Regions from separate parts of the Homo sapiens genome. Here region 2 is linked to region 1. A link is a loop called in an ENCODE intact Hi-C map of the cell type or tissue named here. Cell type or tissue: dorsolateral prefrontal cortex. All regions are shown on one strand. Each heading gives the region's core, and the rest is flanking DNA. Links, peaks and the distances in the headings are about the cores only.

Region 1 (10,648 bases), core at 3,497-8,496:
CCTGGCTATAAAAGTAATTGTCCAGTCCGTGTTCTAGGTCAGATGACATGTAATACGTATTATTTAAATGCTGCCATATACTTCTCCCAAATTACTTAATGAGTCTATATTTTATCATCCCAACTATATGTCATCTTCCTTTTCTATCACTGAATTGCAACTGTTCAATAAACATTCATCAGAGTAAATAAAACATAGATAATTACAAATACCTTTTAAGGTTGTCTAACTTACTAAAGTGGTTTTTAAACTTTTGATTATAGGATAGCTATTACACATATTGTTCATAACCTCCTTCCCTGCATCCTCCGCTTGTACTTCTCTGTGAATATTCCTTGAAGATTTAAGTTTCTTAAAAGGTAAGCATTTCCTACTTACTTTAAAAGTATATACTTAGTTACATTTCCATTAAAAGATTACCCTATGACCTCCAAGGACTGAATCAACCACTGAATTTGTTAGTTTGGGACTACCTGTGTTCATACTACTAATAGGTTCCTGCATTGTCCAAAAAAAACAAAACAACAACAACAACAACAAAAAACTCTGTCAGAGTTAAAATTAGTATAGAAAGCAATGGAAACTTGCTTTTTTTAAGGAACTAAATAATTTTTGTTGTCAAGCCTTAGCCACAGCATGCCTAGATCCATGTTACACAAAACAGATTTTCTTTTTTGGTCTTTTTGAGTTTTTCCTGGACACCCTTGTTTAATACCAAGGTGACATCCCTAGGTTAAAGCAGCTGGTGTCTCATCACTCCTTTCTATTTGTTCTTACTGGCTTCTCCACTTAAACTCTAAGCTGCTTGAGGTCAGAGCTTAAATCATACTTACTCTTGTGCCTGCCATCATCACTTCAGTTCTTGCCCCATAGGCCCTCAATAAAGAGAGGCTGAATTGCACTCCAAAGAAACTATGTCAGGGGAGCCTTAGAAGTGTAGTTTTCCTCTCATCCAAATTTGCATCTTGATGTGCTATAAGAAGACCAATGCCTAAGATCAATGCCTCAGCTTTTGAATCAGCCACCCAGCAGTGCAAGATCACTGGTTCCCCTAGTTTACATCAGTCCAAGCACGTTTAGATAATATAGTGTTGTTCCAGAAAATGTAATGGAGATATCAAAATATGTCACCATGTTATTCTTCCTAGATGAAATGATGGTGATGAGCCACCATAACCAAGAATACAGTTTAGAGCTTATTTTTTTACGCAGTAATGATGATGGTTTCCTATTGATTTAGTCATTCACTTCCATTGATCCCTCTGGCTATCAGTGAAGAGAAAGCTAAAAGTGCCAGGATTTTCATCTGTGGGCTTGAAACTTTGTGAAACAAATTTACCTTCCCTGACCACCTGAGTTATTCACAGTCTATGGAGGTAAAAATTTAAAAATAAATAAACATATGGATACGAAACCTTCTCTGTGATGACATAAATATTGAATCAGCATGGAGATGAAACTGTAAGTGCATTTTGCTTACAGAAACTAAAATCTGTTATTTTAGGAATATTTTTCAGTCAATTGTCTATAAAAGCTTATATGGAAGTGTCCATGACATGCTATTAACATGAAAAACCTTACACTGCATAAGTGAGGAATTTCTAATAAAAATTATGCAAAAATGTTAAAAGATTTTTAGGTGGGCTAGTTGCAGTTTAATTTTTGAATATTTCCCAAGCTTTAACCTGAAGGTGGGAGTGAATGAAAAAGTCTGGTTGACTGATTACCTTTAACTATGGTGTGTTAGAAGTCTAGGCATTGAGATGGTCCTTGAAGAAGCACAGACCTTTTATTTCATTTTATTTTCAGATTTCTTTAACATTAATACTGACTTCTCCTTTATTAACATCTTAAAATAAAAGAAGTGGAAAATGTTTTTATTTTATAGAAAGACAAATACAGCATGGAATCAGGAGAACAGGATTTGAATTCTGTTTCTATTAACTACTTTGAAACTTTGAGCAAGTCATTAGTAGAGTAACAGAAATGGAATGTTCTCTATATTTCTAATCAACATCTGAATTCCGTGAATCTTTCTATTAAGAATGCCGAGCATTCCATTTGCAGCTAAATTAATAAAATTGAATTTTACACAATCAGTCACAGGTAAAAATCACAGAATTTAAATGTTTCTGTTAGGAATTTTAATTGTACATTAGAGTTTATGAGAGTATCACTTTATAGCATTGTTGTAAAACTTTGGTTGAATCATCATGCTTATTTTGAAATATTCATTTTACATATTTGCTCCTAAGAATGCGTTCTGCTAAATACTCCCTCCTGAATGCAAGATAGAAAGCAAAATTATGAACATTTTTGTAATAATTTGATACTTACAAGTGTAATTTGGGGGTTATTTGAATTTATAAAATTTGCATTTTATAATATAGAGACATGAATTTATAAATAAAAATGCAAATACTTATAAAAACGTAATAATACATCCACCGCAATGAAAAAGAAAATACAAGAAATATATATTAGAGTATAAAAATATTGTATGTGGTTATCTCTTGACTGAATCCTCTTGCCTTCATAAGACACTAAATTGTTTAGCTCTTTATCTATTATTATAATTTTAGGTATGTGTGAGGTGTAAATATGTGTGCTTTTTTTAAGGTATTTTTGTAAATTTGTCTAGAATTTTATTTAGTTCAATTCATCAATTGGATTACACAAAATGGTTTGCCTCTGATGCTCAGATTTTACTAAATAAAAGGAATAAAAGGCTTTATTTTAAAAAACTTGTATTATTATTGCTATAATTAAGGAGTCATATCCTAAAATTCAAGTGGGAAAACAATTGCTATTCCAAATACCAAAATAATACCAAATAATAGAACTTTTATTTAGTTACCTTATTTGATTAAAGAATCAAATAAGGTAACTAAATACCAAAATAATAGAACTCATATTTAGTTACCTTAATTTGATTAAAGAATTTAAGCCAGTCTCCAAGGGGTTGAAGCCTTTCTCTCTATCTCTCCCTTCCTGCAGCTTTCTCTTCCTTAACCATTCTTTCTCTTCATCACACACAAGGCAAAACATGGTTTCACATGGAACATTCAACCAATGGCAACTTGTTGATGGAATAATCTATATAATTTCCATAATTTTAAATATCTCTTTATAATGTTTAATTTATATTTAACATTGCAAATACTTAAACCCGTCATCCTCTAGGTGGCATATAATTATGAGCATTATAAGATACAGTTCAATGGTACTCAAAGATATGCCATTCCAATATTGGTGTGCCTTACCTCCCCATACATTATATTTAACTGTTTAGCCTTTCTTACTAATGCCAATGACATTAAATCCTGGCAGATCTTCTTGACTTTCAGCTCACCATAATTCTTTATAGAAATTCTTGCCAAAATTTTTGGCAGACTAGTTATTTGGATTCTCATAGATAATTCTGAGACCTTGTTAATATTTTCATGTTAATTGGAATTATATTAGAATACATTGACTTTAATTTATCATTAACATAATTATGGGCAATAACTGATCAAAGTATTACTCCTTGCTTTCAATTTGGGATGTATCGATTCTGATACAGATTAATTACTGTTGGATATACTGTGCATAGTAGTCACCCTAATGTTACCCAAATGAGAACAGCTTTGAATGTTCTCAGTCAAGCCCTAAATATAACCAACTAAAATTTTCAAATTTAGAAAACCAACAATAAACTCATTATTCACAGCCCCTCTTGACTTTTAATGCGGCTATCCACATTTACTTAAAACCACCCCTTGTCAGTGGACTTGCTCAGTGCATTTCTGCCTATGTCTTACACAAAAGGGAAATAAAATCTCAGATACAGTTTGAATGAAAACAAACCAACAAAAATTCCTGACATTGGAGAAGGTATTAAGGCAATATTAACTAACAAATTCCCTAGATGATGGCTCAACTTTCCCTTCCTATTTCTTATGTAGCCTGAGACTTGCTCCTTTAAGGTGATGAAGCATACATCTCTCTCCACCAACTGCAAGAGCAAGAATGGCACTTTAATTTATATTCCCCTCAAATTATAGTGATAATAATACCAGGAAATTTATATTGACACACTGCATGCCTCAGTGGGGCACCTTTTAAAGTTCCTAACATTTATTTCTGGATATTCTTATCCGTATTGCTTAGAACACAAGCCCTGTGACCAAGGGTTCCATGGAGTACAATGCCATGTTGAAATGAATGCCTTTTCATCATTTCTCTAAAATATTAAACCATAAATTTTGTGGGGTAGTTTTGTTTTTAAGATTTCAATACATGAGAAATTGAGAGCACAAATTTTATTATTTAAATGACCCCTCCCGATGTTCACTCCATCCCCCTTGCTCATATTCATTCATCGAACACAACTCTTTATTTTCTCGCACTCCAACTAGAAATAATAAAACGGTAAACATGGTTTCAGAAGAAACGACTACTGTTCTAAGAAAACTTCTACAGCAATACCGTCTGGTGCTAAGATACTACACAACTCTGGAAGCACCCAAATAGTGCAGGAGCTTCTTGGTACAATGTTTTCTAATCCTCCTATATCGCTCTTTTAGCCACTACACCTAAAGAAAAATAAGAGCTTTGGCTTATTGCAATTTCAAAGAAGATTTTAAAGGGTAAGTTTGGTGCTACTCTCATCTCCTTCAAGAAAAAGCTTCTTATCCTCAAGAGTTGCTGAGCTTTTGATAGTGTTGTTGCTGAAAGAGATTCACCACCTAGGCAAGTCCTCCGTTCTTAACCTGGAAGTAAGACCAATTCCGCAGGAACAGGTAAAATAGGTGTATTTCCTGTACTCAGCTAAGACGCCTCTCAATGAACAGAACAAACCTAAGCAATGCAAATAGTTCTGCGCTTTAAAACAACAATAACAAAAAGTTTGTTTCCAAAGGGTTTGGTTTTTGTCTTTATTTTTTCACGCTTGATAATACCCTTAACAGCCCAGGTGCTGAGTAACACACAAAGTAACTGTACAGAAACCAGGATCACAGCGTGTCTGTGTCAATTTCCTGAGGTGACTGTCAGAAAATCTGGACAGGCACCATTGTGTAGAGGGAATGAGGTCAGAATTCACTAAGGACCATTCACCCTGGGAAGGAATAGGACGGGACAGTCGGGCTCGAGAGCCAGGCTTTGGGAAAGGAGAGAAGGTGGGTCAGGGAGGACTTTGTGGAGAAGGCTTTGTCAGCGCGAGATCGGGTGAAGGGTGGCAGATAGGGGCGTTTGTGCACTGGCATAAGGTGGGAACGCAGGGACAGTAACAGTAGAGATGACCCTGTTTGGGGTGACCAGAGGGTCGGGGCCATCTACTGCTGCTAGTGTGGGAGCCTGGGGGCTGGAAGGTGAGGCGGGACTGCGAGCTGCAGGCAGCTGTCCCCAAGACGGAGAGGGGTTCAGGTTGCCAGCAGGTGGAGTTGAAATCAAACATCCCCTTGGGGACCACAGAGCAACACCCTCCCTGGACCCTCTGCCTGGAGGACGGGGAATCACAGCAGCTGGTTTGGGGTGCCTCCCAAACCAAAAGATGTTCTCTCCGCGCCAAGCTTTGACGCCCGACCCCCTGCACTCTCCCGCCTACTCACCGGTCCTAGGGGTAAAGCGCCATCCGGGGCGCTCGCGAGGGCTGCGCGGCGCAGGAGGCAGGCAGGGCCAGGCGGCGGTGGCGGCGCTGTCCTAAGAGCGCGACTGGGGCTGGGGGACACCGAGGCAGCGACAGCGGCGGGGGCGCGGGGAGCTGCAGGGGAGAGCAGTGAATCTGGAGCTGCTGCGCCGCGCGCGCTCTCTGCCCATCTCCGGCTTCGCTGAAGCTGCTACAGCTACTGCCGCTGGAGGGGAGGGAGGCGAGGGGGAGGGGAGGAGGCACGCGGTAGGGAGGGACGGAAGAGCAGGAAGGGTGGGGGGTGAGCAAGGGAAGAGGGGGAGATGGTCGCCCAGAGTTGAGGGGGTGGGGAGGGAGGCGCGCAGGAGCCCAGCAGAGGTTCCCACTAAATGAGCTTGGGAGGGGAAATGTAAGATGAGGCGATGGGTCTCTCCCCCGCCCTCCTTCTACCCTACCCTCCTTCCCCCTTCGCGCCCTTTCCTTGGGCTCTTCCTCTCGTGGCTCAGGCTGGGGGTTACCCAAGCTTGGCAGCAGCCGCGGCTTCAGCGCGCTGGTGCGAGTGCTGAGTCCGGGAGGCAGCCTCTACAGCTCTCCCCGCCACCGGCCTGTGGCACCTGTGCGCGCACACTGCCGCCCGCTCCATTGCGGCGGCTCCTGGACCAGGATCCGCAGCCTGTCGCCCTCCTTCTCTCCTCTTTCTGGGCAGATTATGATCCTACATGTGCATCCATGACATCTGTATAGTCCCCCATTGGTGTTTGTTTCCCTGGGCGCTCTTTGGCACTGGCTGTCCCGCCAGAAGGCGCCAGCAGGGAGCTCAATGCCGGCAACCATCGCCTGCCCCTTGGAGCTGTTGCCTGGGCAGGGGTGGCCTTGGTTGTTTACCGCCGGGGTTGACCAGCTAACGAGGTAAAAAAAGAAATTTATACATATATCGTTTTAACCCAATTGCCTCGGACCGTGTTCTCAATGATCTAGGAAGGTTGTAAGTGTGAAGGGCATAGTGACAGCCCATTACCTTCTGTCTTGGCTTCCTTCCTCCCTTTTCTCAACATTCTAAAAACCTAGGGATTGAAAGATCTCTGAATCTCTTTATCACAGAGCTTTTCATTTCCCCCTGCATTTTCCTAGGGTTGGTCCCGCTTTCGTAGTGTGGATTTTCGTTTCCTCTACTTGACTCTAAATCAATCCTGTATATTCGCAAACTACAAAGAGGCGCATGCAAATAGATACTGTACTGAGGGCAGATACACGCGCGAGATCCAGAGGGTGAGTTAACACACATTCAGTAAATATAAAAACAAGTGGAACATTATTAACTGATTTCTGTGAGCCGTAATTTTATTTTATAATTTTCACGTGGTAATTGGGGATAGACAGGGAGCAAGTAGATTATGTGTCTAAAAGATATGACTAGAAAAAAAAGTCTGGTAAAACTCTCCTCAAATAACATAACACATAAAGTGAGCTAATTATTCCCAGACATTCCCAGGAGGGAAAGAGATTCTGATTTTGTTTGGCTGGCTGGTTGTGTTGCTTTAAAAAAAAATGAAGTAATCTTTCAGTTGGTGGATTCGTTTTTTTAAAAGCCTAAAGGATCATAGTCTCTAGAATAAATAAGGTAGGCATTTCATTTTACATAAGTGTGTCTTATATAACAAATGTTCTCATATTTTAAAAAGTGCTCTCTTGACTGTAAATGCAATGTGGAAAAACATTTTCAATGCAATAGGCCATACCTAAATATTGATGAAAAACCTCTAGATTTTCCTGTATACATTCACATGAAGGAAAAAACAATGTTGGAGATAAAGTATTACTTGATGGGCTGGGCGGTATCAACTTGCTAGACTCTGTCCTGTTGAGTATATCTGCTAATGAAAATATTTGGTTCAACATTTACCTAATGACCTGACTGAGAGAACCACCTCCTTATTTAGGGAAAAAATATCTAATTATTCGAATACACCTCCCTTTTAAAAGGCATGTGTTACTGTCTTCAGAGATCCAGAGGTGTACCATGCAAATTCACCCACTGTTATTCTTTCAATAAAGACCATAGAAATAAAAGGTTGGCAAAGACTTACAATTCATTCAGCTCCCTAAGTCTTCTCAGTGGTGCCTATACTACAGAGGTGAACAATAAATTTTGCAAATGCCAGCGGCTACTTGGGCAGAGGATGGTTACCAAGAATTAATTAAATCTCTGTTTTCTCATTTCTGTTTATAATATTTCTCATCCCTTCCTTATTAAAGTAATTTACCTTTGAGAATTTTTACTATTTTCCTCCTGTAATTATGAAACTATAACGCAATAGCTTATAGTCTCATTTTATGGTTCTAAAGTGGCAAAGACAAATACGCAAGCTATAATGCCTTACAGCCAAGCAAAGGAAAGGGGTGATGTTTGGAGTAGAGAAAGCAAGCTTCTAACTCCTCCCTCCAGCTTACATCCCCAGCCGCTTGGCCCACCAGAGACAAGAACAGGATGATAAGCAATGGAATGGCATTGAACTCTCCTGCTGAAGGACTTGCATTTCAATGTAGATTCTGAGGCTGGGTGAAAACTTCTCTGTCACCTTTACTACAGCATTCTCACCCATTTATATTTCTTTCCCCTTCTACATCTCTATTACTGTTGCACTATGTTATGCATTACACCATGGGAAAATTAATCAATTAATACAATAAAAGCTTAATTTTAAAACCCTGACTCTTTGAACTTATTTAATTGAAAACAAATTCTCATGCTGAAATTTTCTAAAATCAGAAAGATTCAAAACCCTGTCTTTGAACTGATACTGCATGAGTGCCAGATATTGGTTAGCAAAGGAAATATCATTGCTCTATTTATTGAACACATATTCAATTAGCACTCCCTGTAGGCAGCAATATGTTAGGCCCCAGGGATATCACAGTTAAGAAAATTGCTAACTGTGCCCTTGTGAGGCTTAAGAGTCCAGTGATACAATAAAAAAAGTTTTATCACTAAGAAAGACGTTCTAGTAATAATGATGATCATGATAAATTTCAAGCTTAAAGAAGAAATATTTAATAATTTAATTATAGGCATTAAAAAGATTAGGAGTAAAGAAAGACAGATTATGAGCCTCTGCTATAACCAGTCCTTATGTGAGCTGCTGAAGAAAAGAGGAGAATGACGGGTTAGTTAAGAGAGTCACATTTGTTGTAGTAACAGAATACAGTGGGTACTTTTTAGGCAAGAGAAAATTTTGGTGAGCCTTAACTTTAAAAAATAAGCATCTGTTTTTATTCAAAGTGAGAAAAATGGAGAATAATAAATGTTTCTGAGGTTGCAGACACTTCTAAAAATTACATATGTACTATATCATACATATGATTAGCACTGCTGAATACATGGACTGAATCTATTATGAAGACAGTGGCAAAAATTAGCAGGTTTCCTTCTTTCTTCCCAAAGAATGTACCAAAGAATCAAAAGGAAAAAAATCACTCACAACTTTTTTTCAGTAAAATCAAAAGACAGGTAATCTGCAGTTTCCAAAATTTGTATGTGAGATCCCAGAACTGCTGAGATCAACCAGAAGTCTCAGAAGTGAAAGAAAGAAGGGCAGAGAGTGGGCCCAATGATACCTAATTTGAGAATACACCAAAAAAAAAAAAAAAAAAAAAAAAAAACTTCTTGAAAGTGAGACTTTCACTCAGAAGAACAAAATCAATTTCCACTGGTTACAACAATGGATTCAGGAAATAGAGTTGGGGTATAGCTGCAAAAGGAGGAAAGAAAGAAACCTGACAAATGCAGGGGACTCAGTTGTGGCTAATCTCAGAAAACCTACAAAAATGTGATTCCTGAAGGTAAGTTCTTACTGTCACTTACGAAACCTTTATTTCTTGTTTGCACCAATCAGTATAGGAACTGGAATTTCCTACAGTGTGGATAGTGAAAGAAGCCCACTTGGATGTGTCTTGCAGGAAGTAATGGAGTGATACACAAAAATTAGGCAGAGGAGTGAATCTATCTCTGTAGCAGCAGTGAAGAGAAACCCTTTGAAAACCCCAGGAGTTATTTTCCTCTCCTTTTCCCAAGAACCTACATAAGAAAAATTTAACTCAGTTATATATGAGTAATTGAAAAAAGAATGGACACACTGTCAACACAAAAGTAGTATAGGAAAAGACTTCCAAAGGAGTAGTAAAATATATCAATTGTTGAAGAACACACACCATAGCAATGATGTCATGAAGAAGTTGAGAAATTTGTTCTAACATTACAGCAGAAATTTTCAAGAAGGCACAATGAAGGAATTGCTTTTATAAATGAAAACTACAAGGTACAAATGCAAGAACTTGGGAAGGGATGATGAGAGACAATAGGAGCTGGTGACACATAGCTGGGGGAACTCAGAAAAGAAGTGAGGAAAAAAAATACCTTCACGAATTAAGACTATAAATGGAAGAATTACAAGATAAAATGGACACTGAGATAGACACAGCAAGGAAAAGAAGAGACAGAAATAAGGAAGGCTAACAAAATGAAATGCAAGTAAAGAAAAAATAGACAGGATTAGAGAGAATACAAAAGATGGAGAAGATAGGGAATGGTAATCCAATAGATACATAATTAGAGAAAAGAAATAAGTGATGGGAAAATAAATATGTCAATATATTATTAAAGAAAGAAACATTCTTCAAATGAAAGATGACTTGATATTTCACTTTGAAAAGAAACAATGATTACCAGGAAAAATTGCCCCAGAATCATTGACATTGAGATGTGTCCTAGTACAGTAACTAGAATTTAAATTTAAAAAAGAATTTTTTTAGGCATGCAGGCAAAGCAATCAGTAGCTTATAAAGAAAAATACTGATACTGGCCTCAGAAGTCTTCACTGCAACTTTAGTGGAATCGAGCCATTCAATATCAGTGCAACAAAGCTTACAAGAAACCAAAGAAAATAAAATAAAACTAAGGTTTTCTTTTTCTTTTTAGCTAAATGGTTTTTCAAGTACAATGGGAATAGACAAACAATGGTGAAGATGCAAGAACTCAGG
Region 2 (10,648 bases), core at 2,343-7,342, 140 kb before region 1:
GGAATGGTTTTATTCCTGTTTTATAAAACATGTCAAATAAGATTTTGAAATCATTAACTGAATTAGTTTTATAGTCTTCATTGGCATTTCTGAGGGTTAGATGTTTAAATTTTCCTACATTGCTTTTGCTTGATTCAGAGAACCATTAAAACCATGGTTGCCTTCAAATGTCATTATTTGTCTAGAATAAATTCTAAACTGGAACTTTCTTTATAACTAAAATAAACACTCCCAAATCCAGGAGTATTGTTCACTCTAACTCAGTGTACATTCCTCAACTCATTTTATTAGGCATTCTCTTCCAAAGGAAAAACACAAAACTAAACTCACCAAAATAATAAAAAGATTATGAAAAGACAGAGAATCTTTACAGTTTACCGCATTTAATACTTATTTAACATATTCTGAGGAGCTCAAGGTCCTCCTTTGTGATGTTTTCAGTGACTTTGGTAACAGACTCTGAGGTGTCATGGGCAGAATTGTCACACTCGTTTCATAATTACAAGAGAAAACGAAAGTGAAGGTACTGATCATATTACATAGACTCAAAGAATATAAGAAGAAATCCTAGAAAAACACACATCTTAGTTAGCCTTTTTAGCCAGTCATAGTTTCATGTCTTTCTCTGGGGCTAGGTACAGTTAACTCAATTCCTTTGGGGATAGGCTTTTAGGCAAAAGCATTGCACTTTATTTCTTTCTCTTTCATCTAACAAAGAACCAACACAAATTTAATAGGAATGGAGGGGAAAAAGAACATTTCAAACTAACATTGTCTGCCCATTATTTCATTTCATGGTAACATGCTTCTGTTTTTTATGTATAGGCAGTCATAATTTGTACATTTGAGTTCCAAACCTCAGCACACATTAAAAAGGAGATATTTCATTTATACCTTGTAAGAACTGGATTTATGGTGAAATAAAATGAAAAGAGTGCTTAGAAAAATAACAACAAAAACCTTCAAAACCAGTGAAAGGAGTTAGCCAGCTTGCTTTAGGCAGACAGTAAGGGAAGGGTCCCTGGAAAACATCCGACCTAACCCACAAGTGCCTACACCAGATATTTTGTGCAGATAAGGGAACTTGTACAGCAGGCTTGCCTAAACATGCCCGGAGAAGATTAAGGGTCCACATGCACGCTAGGGGGAATGGGGCAGAGCCACCTGGAATTTATGCCTTATACAAATAGGGAACCCAGCTCCATCAGCTTATATATATATAAGCCCTTGTACTGCGAAGGAAAACTGGCAACCTGCTTTCAGGATGCCCCTTTTTGCTGAGAGCTTTCCTTTTCACTTAATACATTCTACTCCACTCACTCTTCGAGTGTCCACGTGCCTGATTTTTCCTGGTCATGAGACAAGACAAGAACCCAGACCTAGATGAGCTAAGGAGATAAAATCCTTCATCACCAGCAATGAACCAAAGGCTCCAAGGGGAAAAGTTGTGTTCATAAACACCAACAAAAAAATTAGAAACAGACCATGGTGATAGTTGCACTGGCTCACAGCTGTCATCCTCAAAGTATTTGCCAGTTGGAAGGAAAATTACAGGGACCAGTGTGAAATTTGAAAACTTTCCTATAGCATTAGACTTCACTGGTGAAGAGAAATGCATCAACCTCACCGAGTACCAGAAGCATCCTTTGAACATCAGCAAAATAACTATTACTTCTATGAAATAAAGTCTCCTACTGCAACAAAACCCTAAATTAAAATGTTGGAAGAAGCAGTTGGTTTTATAACCTCCAAAAGAAAAGTTAACAAAAAGCAAACAAACCACCATTCTGTATTAGTTTGCTAGGGATGCCATAACAAAATACCACAAACTGGGTAGATTAAGCAGCAGAAATTTATTTCCTCACAGTTCTAGAGGCTGGAAGTCCAAGATCAAGGGGTCAGGAGGGTTAGGTCCTTCTGAGACTCTTTCTTGGCTTGCAGATGGCTGCCCTATTGCTGCCTCTTCACTTGGTCATTCCTTTGTGTGCTCTCACCTCTGGTAGCTCTTGCTTTTCTTTTCTTTCTTTTCTTTTTCTTTCTTTCCTTTTTTTTTTTTTAAACGGAGTCTCACTCTGTCGCCCAGGCTGGAGTGCAGTGGCACGATCTCGGCTCACTGCAAGCTCCGCCTCCCAGGTTCACACCATTCTCCTTCCTCAGCCTCCCAAGCAGCTAGGACTACAGGCACCTGCCACCACGCCCAGCTAATTTTTTGTATTTTTAGTAGAGACGGGGTTTCACCATGTTAGCCAGGATAGTCTCGATCTCCAGCTCTTGCTTTTCTTATAGGGACATCAGTCATTTTAGATTAGGGCCAAACACTAAAGGCCTTATTTTAACCTAATCACTTCTTTAAAGACCTTATCTCCAAAAACATACTGGAGATTGGGACTTCGACATGAATTTGAGAACACATTTCAGACCATAACACTCTCTCCCCTCCCAAAAAGACAAGAAAGACCTTTTACAATAAATCTTTTGACACTGAGCGTTTTTTTTACCCCTTCTAACTCCCAATTAGTAACTTTCTGGATTTCAAAGAATCAGATTTTAAAATTGCTATAAAGCTTGCTAAGAGCATTCAAAAAAAGGCAGGCATTATAGGGAAGTAAACCTTGACTGCTGTAGAATTGAGAGAATCTTTGCTCTGCTGATTGGGGGTCATTTTTCTGTGAGCTAGAGAGAATGCTTTTGTGATTTGAGAGCCACCTGAAATGTTAAGAAAGTTTGGGTAACTGCAGGGACTGTCATTGCCTCCTCAGCACGTGCTGTGCCCCTCTCCTATTGCACAGCAGCAAGCACTTTGAAGGACTGACCCCAGTCCATGAAACCTAATCCACTGCCTATGCCTATCTTCCAATCTGCATATACAGGAGTTGTCAGTTACATTGATTGGTTCAGAAGTGTTCACATGAAATACTTTGGTTCAAACAAGATGAAGCCAAAAATTTTTGACTATTGGTAAAAAGGTAGTTATCTTTTTACTTAATCTAAGACATTCTTTTTATAATTGGACAATATTATAGGAAGATGTGATACTTACAAATGCAATCACTGTTTGCAGGCACAAAAAAAGTTAAGTCACAGAATGAAGCTTTTCATGGAATATAAAAGAGCCAGTAGAATTGTAAAAAACTGAGTGACTTGATCAGACTATACCCAGAGTCCACTAACCTCTGAACTCTTAAATTAATACATTTACTTTCCTTGAGAGAGTTTAAGATGTACATTCTGTCTCACACAATCTTACTTTACAAAAAAGTAAAAACATGTTTACTTTTATGCCTTATAATTTTCAACTAACAAGTAAAAAGTAACTAAGTACTGTTTGTTTGCTTTTATATTACTGTTGGAGTCTAAGAAAAATCATAATTTTTAAAAATAAAATTAGACCAGATAATTTGACTATATAAATGACTAAAGGGAATAAGAAGAACTAAAAACTCAGCATTAACAGATCACCATTTGTGAAAATGATTTTGCTACTCTGTGCTCATGTATTTCTATCACTTTTGCTAATATCCAACTTTAAGGAGCACAGTGAATATTATTAATTTGATACTATAAACATGTGTTGAGCTCTGATTTAAAGAGTAATATAAACTATCATCACCCATTATGAGGAAGCAAATGTTGTGTCAAACAGATTAACCATTGGATTGAAAACATCTCTTCTACTTTTTCCTCTCACTCATATTGAAAACTACTGCTAAAATGAGGTTAATGTGGCAGAAACATACAGTCTGATGATCAAATCCAGAAACAAAAGATAAATATAGTAGCTCCCCCTCCAGGAGAATTAAGATTTTAATCATTTCCTCTCCAGATTGAGATTGGCTGCTGGCCATTACTTAGCAAAAGAAATGTCTCTGAAAGGGGCAGGAAATTAAAATGCAAATGGTATAAAGAAATAAAGACATTCTAATTTTTTTAAATGACAGCAGTGATTCTAGCATCCATAATTGAAAACTGTAAGGAAACTGGAGAGGTGAGATTCATGACAAAGTGATAAATGAGAGATCTCAGGAGGTTGGTAGTATTTCCCATAGTCTCATTTAACAAATTAATGTTTTTGTCTCGCCTGACTGAAGACCTTTGTAAAGGTCTGAGACTTAATGGTCATTATCTTGATTCAGATACCATTGTAGCAGAAATCATAGGATTTGTATTTTCTAACCAAAATCAGTCTGACTCTGATTTTTCAGAATATTTCTCAATTTCATACTTGGGAAGAGACCTGAAAAGTATTTGTAACTTTTTCTCACATTGTCTACTCAAGAGAATCCTGCACACTTAGAAGAAGTGTTAGTTTTTCCAATATCCCCCAAATATAAATTAGTGCAAGGCATCAGTTAATGTGTAATGTCCTTTTGTGATTTTAAGGACAAGAGGATAGGGAAAAATGAAGCAGCTGGCTCAGGGAGGGGCACAGAGCACATCCAGATGAGATGAAGGGAATACAGTCCCAGATGGTCTGATAGGCTGTTCAATTTCTGATGCTCTTCAAAAGTTGTTTATATGTATTTCTTTACCAAATTTGGATTCTTAAAAATTTGTCTTGCCAACTACCTATGACAATTAAATACTTTTTGTAAGTACCCCAATTTTATATCTACTTATTAAGCAGGAGAAATGGAAGGATGTTTTTAAAGGCACTTCATTACTTTTACTGATGAGAAGAATTACTGGTTTCTCTATCATACCTAAACATTCTGAGTCCATTTAGGACTGTTCCTAATTGGATTTCTGTAGTTTTCCTGGAAGGTTCCCAGATGCAGTTTGCCTATCCTCTGTGAGGCAAAGCTCAGCTTTAACTGAACCGTGTTCGTGGGAATGCAAACGCTTTTTATGTTATGCTTCTCAGGTATTGCTTTGAATATATATGCATTTTTAGCAACTTTCTTCTGAAAAGCAATAATTATCTATTTACAACTTTATCAACTGAATGGTCAATCGTATTAAATTATTTGTACTTGGCAGAATATTCGTAGGCAAAGTCTTACAACAAATCATAGTCCAAAATGACTACATAGAGAATCAGTGTGCTGTGACCCTAAGTAGACAGGCACTTAAGTAAGTCCTAATGCAGTCCCTTTATCTTAAATGGTAGGGGCTGGAGAGCAGATTGTGTTAAAAGGACATTTTATAAAATTATAATTATCCAGATTTTTCAAGCCCCACTCCAATGATTCATTTATTCAAAAAATATTTATTGAGCAGTTGCCGTGTACCAGGAGCAAGGCTTTTAATTATGAACAAAACAGACCTCACCCTGACCTTCCCAGTACTTTTGGTCCAGTGGAAGAGATAGGCAGTGACATAAGCACTTAGAACTCAATACAAGGAGTGCTATGAGGGGTACTCTAGAAGACAGGGTGGGTGCCAGATGCCTGTGGGAGCGATATCCACATATAAATCTAGGTCATTACACAGATCTTCAAATCTGAACCTCAGGGATTATGTCTGGGCTGGATTTTTAGACTTGGATGTTACCAGCATATACAGCGTGTAATAGGTAAAAACTATGACAGAGTAAGATATGACCCATTAGATAAGCCTATGATCAAAGACAGAATCCTGGGTAGCACCAGACTTTAAAAGACAGGCTCCTTCCCTATGGTTTCTCAAAATATAATGCTGATCTCTCCCTATGTAAAAATGGGAACAGTTTCAATGGCTCTAAATATATCTCTAAATTTTTTTCTACAAGCCCTGGCATCAGGTGGACCTGTGAATAGATGCATCCTCTGATCCCATTTTGAATGCTTCTCTACTTCATCTCTCTAATGTCCTTCCTGGTATTTCTTCAAGATTGCTATTGTTTTCTATCCCAAATTATGGAGCTTGAGAAATCGTTTTATGGTAAGAAGCAGGCTCTGGTGATTAAAATAGTTTCAAAGCTCACAGTTATGTCTTGATTATATAACTCCTTTTATACTGGATCGTTGCTTCCTGGAGAAAAAGAAAGGGTAAAGTATTCCTTAGGTTCAAAATATCGTAGCTGAAACTCAGAGCTCATGAGAGATATGGATAGTGAATCTGAATATAACAAAACTCAGCTCACAGCTTTGTGGAACTGGTCTCTTGAGAATTTAGGGGAGTTTTGTTCTGCAAAACTTTGGAACAACGATTCCTTCCAGTGAACTAGCATATAGATGTACTCTGAAGCCATTTGCAGTGCCCTGAAGCAAGGAGGAAGGCAGAACTGATGTCTCTACCTGATAAAATCTTTAAAGAAGGCTGGTCCCTTAAAGTATGTCTGCATTTGGCCTGATAACAGGAAAACAATTTCATTTCACTTTAGGCACCAAGGACAAGAAAGGCAAGTATAATTTCTTCATTCTCTTTGACAGATTTTCATTTCTCTCTGTTACAATGTGATTATCTTCTTCAGATATTGTAATGTATTTTGGAAAAAAAATTCTATTATACATAATTATAATGGCCTGGCCCATGGAATGAGGCTCATATTGAAGTAGAAGTTACCCTAAAGATAACCCACTATCAAGTTTAATCAAAGAATTAAAGCCTCAAGCAGGGTTCTCCTCACTTTCCCTTTCAGTTTAAATTTAAAGTGTATTTTAGCCTTCAAAATGACTTCAGGTTAAAACATTTTTCTTGGTGTTACCCACTCTGCTAAGTTTGAAAATCATATTTCCAAAGTATCAATTAGCATTCTATTTGGTATCTGCAAATCTAAATTGTGGAATCACACTTTTCCTTGCCGTAGCCACGTTGATAAAGATAATTAGAAAGCTTATATCAGTGATACAGCTCAAATCTCAAGACAAATCAAGTAACTTGCTATTATAAAACTTCAAAAGCTAAAACAGGAACAAAGTAGGAGTGTTAGAGTGTTATATTGCCCTTACCCCCAGTCCTAGGGAATGATATAAACCTTTCATTATAATTATTCCTATCAGGTCAGCTCCACACAGCTCATGTAATAGGTTTTAACTGTTCACAGATCCACGGTATTCTGGAAAGAGGTGAACAGTCTTCACATTGGTGCTGCAGATGGAACACAGGGCAATTTTTAGTGGCACGTGGATTAGTCTCTACTGCAACTGTGCCTTTTCTCCACTTTAAGAAATTGTTGAGCCTGAGCTGGCATCACCTCCTTCAATCCATCCTACACACTGCTGCCAGAATAAATCTCCAAAAGCACAGCTCTGGTTCTGTCATTCTCCTTCTTAAAACCCTCTGTACCTGGTCCAAGCCTGATGATTAAAGTGCACATCAGGCCTCCAAAGCTTTGCACCATCTAGCCCCTCACAGCCCATTGTTCTCTTTCACACACTAGAGGCTCAGGAAGATCAAGTCCTCTTTTCAGTTGGTGCCTCACACCTCCTTCTCCTTTTCCTTTTTCCTCGGAATGCTGGATTCATCACGCTCTGCACTAATTTCCATATTTTAAAGTCCAGGTCTATCAAAAATGCCACTTTGTTTACAATGACTTCCCTGATTCCTAATTGCTCCAGCTGGAATCACTCCTTCATTCTGAATTCTAATGTCATTTTACCTGAAACAGACACCATTTAGTATAGCACACCAGTATAACACCATACTACTGACACCATTTTCTCTTTTTGTATTCTATTCTTGGACATGACTTATCCGTCCTAAGAGAATCAAGACCCAGGTAGGCAGAGTTTATCTTTTGCTCTAGAAGTATAATTATTACAAATTATAGAGAATAGAATGATGGTTACCACAGGCTGGGAAGGGTAATGGAGAAGGGGGGTAAAGAGGGGAGGGTTAATGAGTATGAAAATACAATTAGATAGAGTAAAATCTAGTGTTTGGTGGCACAATAGGGTGACTATAGTTAACAATAACTTATTGTATATTTCAAAATAACTAAAAGAGTGGAATTGAAATGTTCCTAACACAAAGAAATGATAAAAGCTTAAGGTGATGGATACCTCAATTACCCTGATTTGATCATTACACACTGTATACTGTATCCAAACATCACATATACATAAATATGTACAACTATTATATATCTACAATAATTATAAATAAAACAATTTTTAAAAATTCAGGCAAAGAAATGCTTGCTTTTGATGGAATGCACAGATATATTTTTTCTCACAGTGTTCATGCTTCAATAAGGTTTATTCTCAGCTCTGCTGACAATTACAAATAATTGAGTTTTGTTTGATGCTGATAATATACACACTCCTGATCTAAGGCAATGGGAGTTCTGTGATTTAGTGAAATTGCAGTACTTCTCTAGAAGGGTTATACTGAGAAAACATTTGTTTCAGGTTTTAAAATTATTCACTCATTTGGGCTAAAAGGGATGGAGGAATGAATTTTAAGTTAATATTTTCATTTTATCCCCATAATGTTCCATTGTAGTTTCTAATAGAGACTTTTTTTTTTGTCTGCCTTAAACTTGGTTACATGTCATCTAAATTAGTAATCATGTTCTTCATTTAAAAAAAATGCTCTCTGGTGATAGAAGAATTAAATTTAATTCAACAAAATTGCATGGAATACTGACTCTGTACATAATAAAAGCAGTCTATTATTTTCAAGTAGTTCAAAAAAAATTTTTTTTTTTTTGGAGTCTCACTGTGTTGCCCAGGCTGCGGTACAGTGGCAGAATCTTGGCTCACGGCTCACTGCAACCTCCACTTCCCGAGTTCAAGCAGTTCTCCTGCCTCAGCCTCCTGAGTAGCTGGGATTACAGGCACATGGCACCACACCTGGCTAATTTTTGTATTTTTAGTTAGAGACAAGGTTTCACCATATTGGCCAAGCTGGTCTCGAACTCCTGACCTCAGGTGATCTGCCCACCTCTGCCTCCCAAAGTGCTGGGATTGCAAATGTGAACCACTGTGCCTGGCCTCAAGTAGTTAAAAGTCTAACAGCCCACATTTTAAGCCAGGGTCACATAAGACTAGTTAGAGAACATTTTGCTGGGATTTCTGCGCATGTACAGACTCAGAATAAAGGCAATACATTTGGTTAAATGTTCATGTATCTACACTACTATAGGAGTGGCCACTTTTTAAAAATTTTACTGTCTTTTCAACCCTATTACAAAATACATACTCTCTGGAGTAATATAAACCTCAGGCAGTACAAAATTGTTACAACTTGGGCTTCTCCAGGGCCACTCCAGGCTTTGGAACATTTAAGTGTTTTGATAGGGTCAATGAAAGTATCAAGAACTCAGGAATCAATAGCCTTCAGAGCCCATTTCCACAGCTCGACTGATTATACCATGTAATTTTTACTGAAAGCGAAACTGTAAATTTGAAAAAGCCAGCAATCTGAATCTGTTTTGATGCATTACAGAGTACTCCCTCATTTTAATTATCCACCTTAATGGAGAAACTTGCTTGATGATTAAATTCCCCAGAGCTACGTGGAGCTGTTAGAATCAAATAGTTGTGGAGATAGGAGGGACTTTGGCAATCTTTCTAGACCCAATTTCCTATTCTGTAGGTTGGAATCTGAGACCCTGAGTGCTAATTACTCAAGATCATTTAATCAGCTAGAACTTAGATTTTTACATTCCAAGCTTAGTGATAAGTCTATTGCACTAAACTGTTGGAAAGACTTTTAGTCACCATCAGCTTTGTGAGATATTTGGTGTGTTAGAAAGCGTTTTTAAGGAAGGACTGGACTTCAATTAATTGCACATGGGCTGCCCAGTTTCAATATTTTTTTTTTCTTTCCAACATAAAAGTTGCTTTTAAAGTCTTTGCTTTGTAGTGTTTCTAAAACTAATTTTCGCTTCGGTACTCTTTATCCCATGTTCGGTGGTTCTTTTACCTTTATCTCTGATGCAGAAACATATCAAATGCACTTTTTTTTCTGAAATATTAACTATATCGTAGTCCCAGATCATCTTTTATCTAGTGTGGCTGTGATATATTCAAAGAACTCCTGCAGATTATTTATGCAAGCCTGAATCCGTCATGGCTGGATGTCATCAACTGATGTGTTAGCACTCTGTATGAGATTTTTTGAAAAACTCCTAGGGTCTTCATCATTCAATTAGCACAGAAAGGATGAAGAGTTAAGAAATCTTCACTCTAGATCCTACTAGTGGCAAATGTTCACATTGCTTCTAGATATATGAAGAAGACTTACTTCTCTCTTTGGGTTTAATAACTACAGTTATAAGTATCCTGAAGCTTAAGTTTTCTCAGAAAACACACCAAGCTTTGGTATTTTCATTTTCCACAGTTGCTCATCTTTTTCTTTTGCTTTAGGACAAACATGAGGATAATGAAAATTTGGGACCAGGTGCAGTGGCTCATGCCTATAATCCCAGCATTTTGGGAGGCTGAGGCAGGCGGATCACCTGAAGTCAGGAGTTCCAGACCAGCCTGGCCAATACGGTGAAACCCCACCCTACTCCATCCACTAAAAATGCAAAAATTAGCCGGGTATGGTGGCGTGCACCTGTAATCCCAGCTACTCGGAAGCTGAGGCAGGAGAATCGCTTGAACCCGGAAGGTGGAGGTTGCAGTGAGCCGAAATCAGGCCACTGCACTCCAGCCTGGGCGACAGAGTGAGACTCCATCTCAAGAAAAAAAAAAAAAGAAAAATAAAAAAAAAATTGGACAGGTAGGGAGAAAAGATCGTGCTACTATGATATTGGATGACAAAAAGGGGGAGAGTTGCT

Evidence for each region. A loop is a pair of places that touch in the nucleus more often than their neighbours do. Peaks named below come from ENCODE experiments on the same cell type or tissue, not always from the same donor. Only the 100,000 strongest peaks of a DNase experiment are listed, where the experiment ranks them.
Region 2: a loop joins it to region 1, with 4 times the contacts of the local background. A loop is called at or near these places in 2 of 110 quality-filtered maps.

The regions. Positions count from the first base shown.
Region 1 is chr6:96,011,159-96,021,806 of GRCh38, reverse strand. It overlaps FUT9 (fucosyltransferase 9), which reads right to left and starts at 5,833. Exons shown (of 3, transcript NM_006581.4): 1 at 5,595-5,833. It overlaps LOC107986626 (a long non-coding RNA gene), which reads left to right and starts at 6,374. Exons shown (of 3, transcript XR_001744263.2): 1 at 6,374-6,520. In dorsolateral prefrontal cortex, for the core only: CTCF peaks have their summits at 6,058 and 6,261; DNase peaks (open chromatin) are centred at 5,856 and 6,406; H3K4me3 peaks cover 5,000 bases; H3K27ac peaks cover 4,360 bases.
Region 2 is chr6:96,147,081-96,157,728 of GRCh38, reverse strand. The region is part of intron 2 of FUT9 (fucosyltransferase 9); the gene reads right to left. Among named protein-coding and RNA genes, the nearest start is that of FUT9, 140 kb to the right of the region's middle. In dorsolateral prefrontal cortex, for the core only: no CTCF peak of the experiment used is centred there; no DNase peak of the experiment used is centred there; H3K4me3 peaks cover 398 bases; H3K27ac peaks cover 4,636 bases.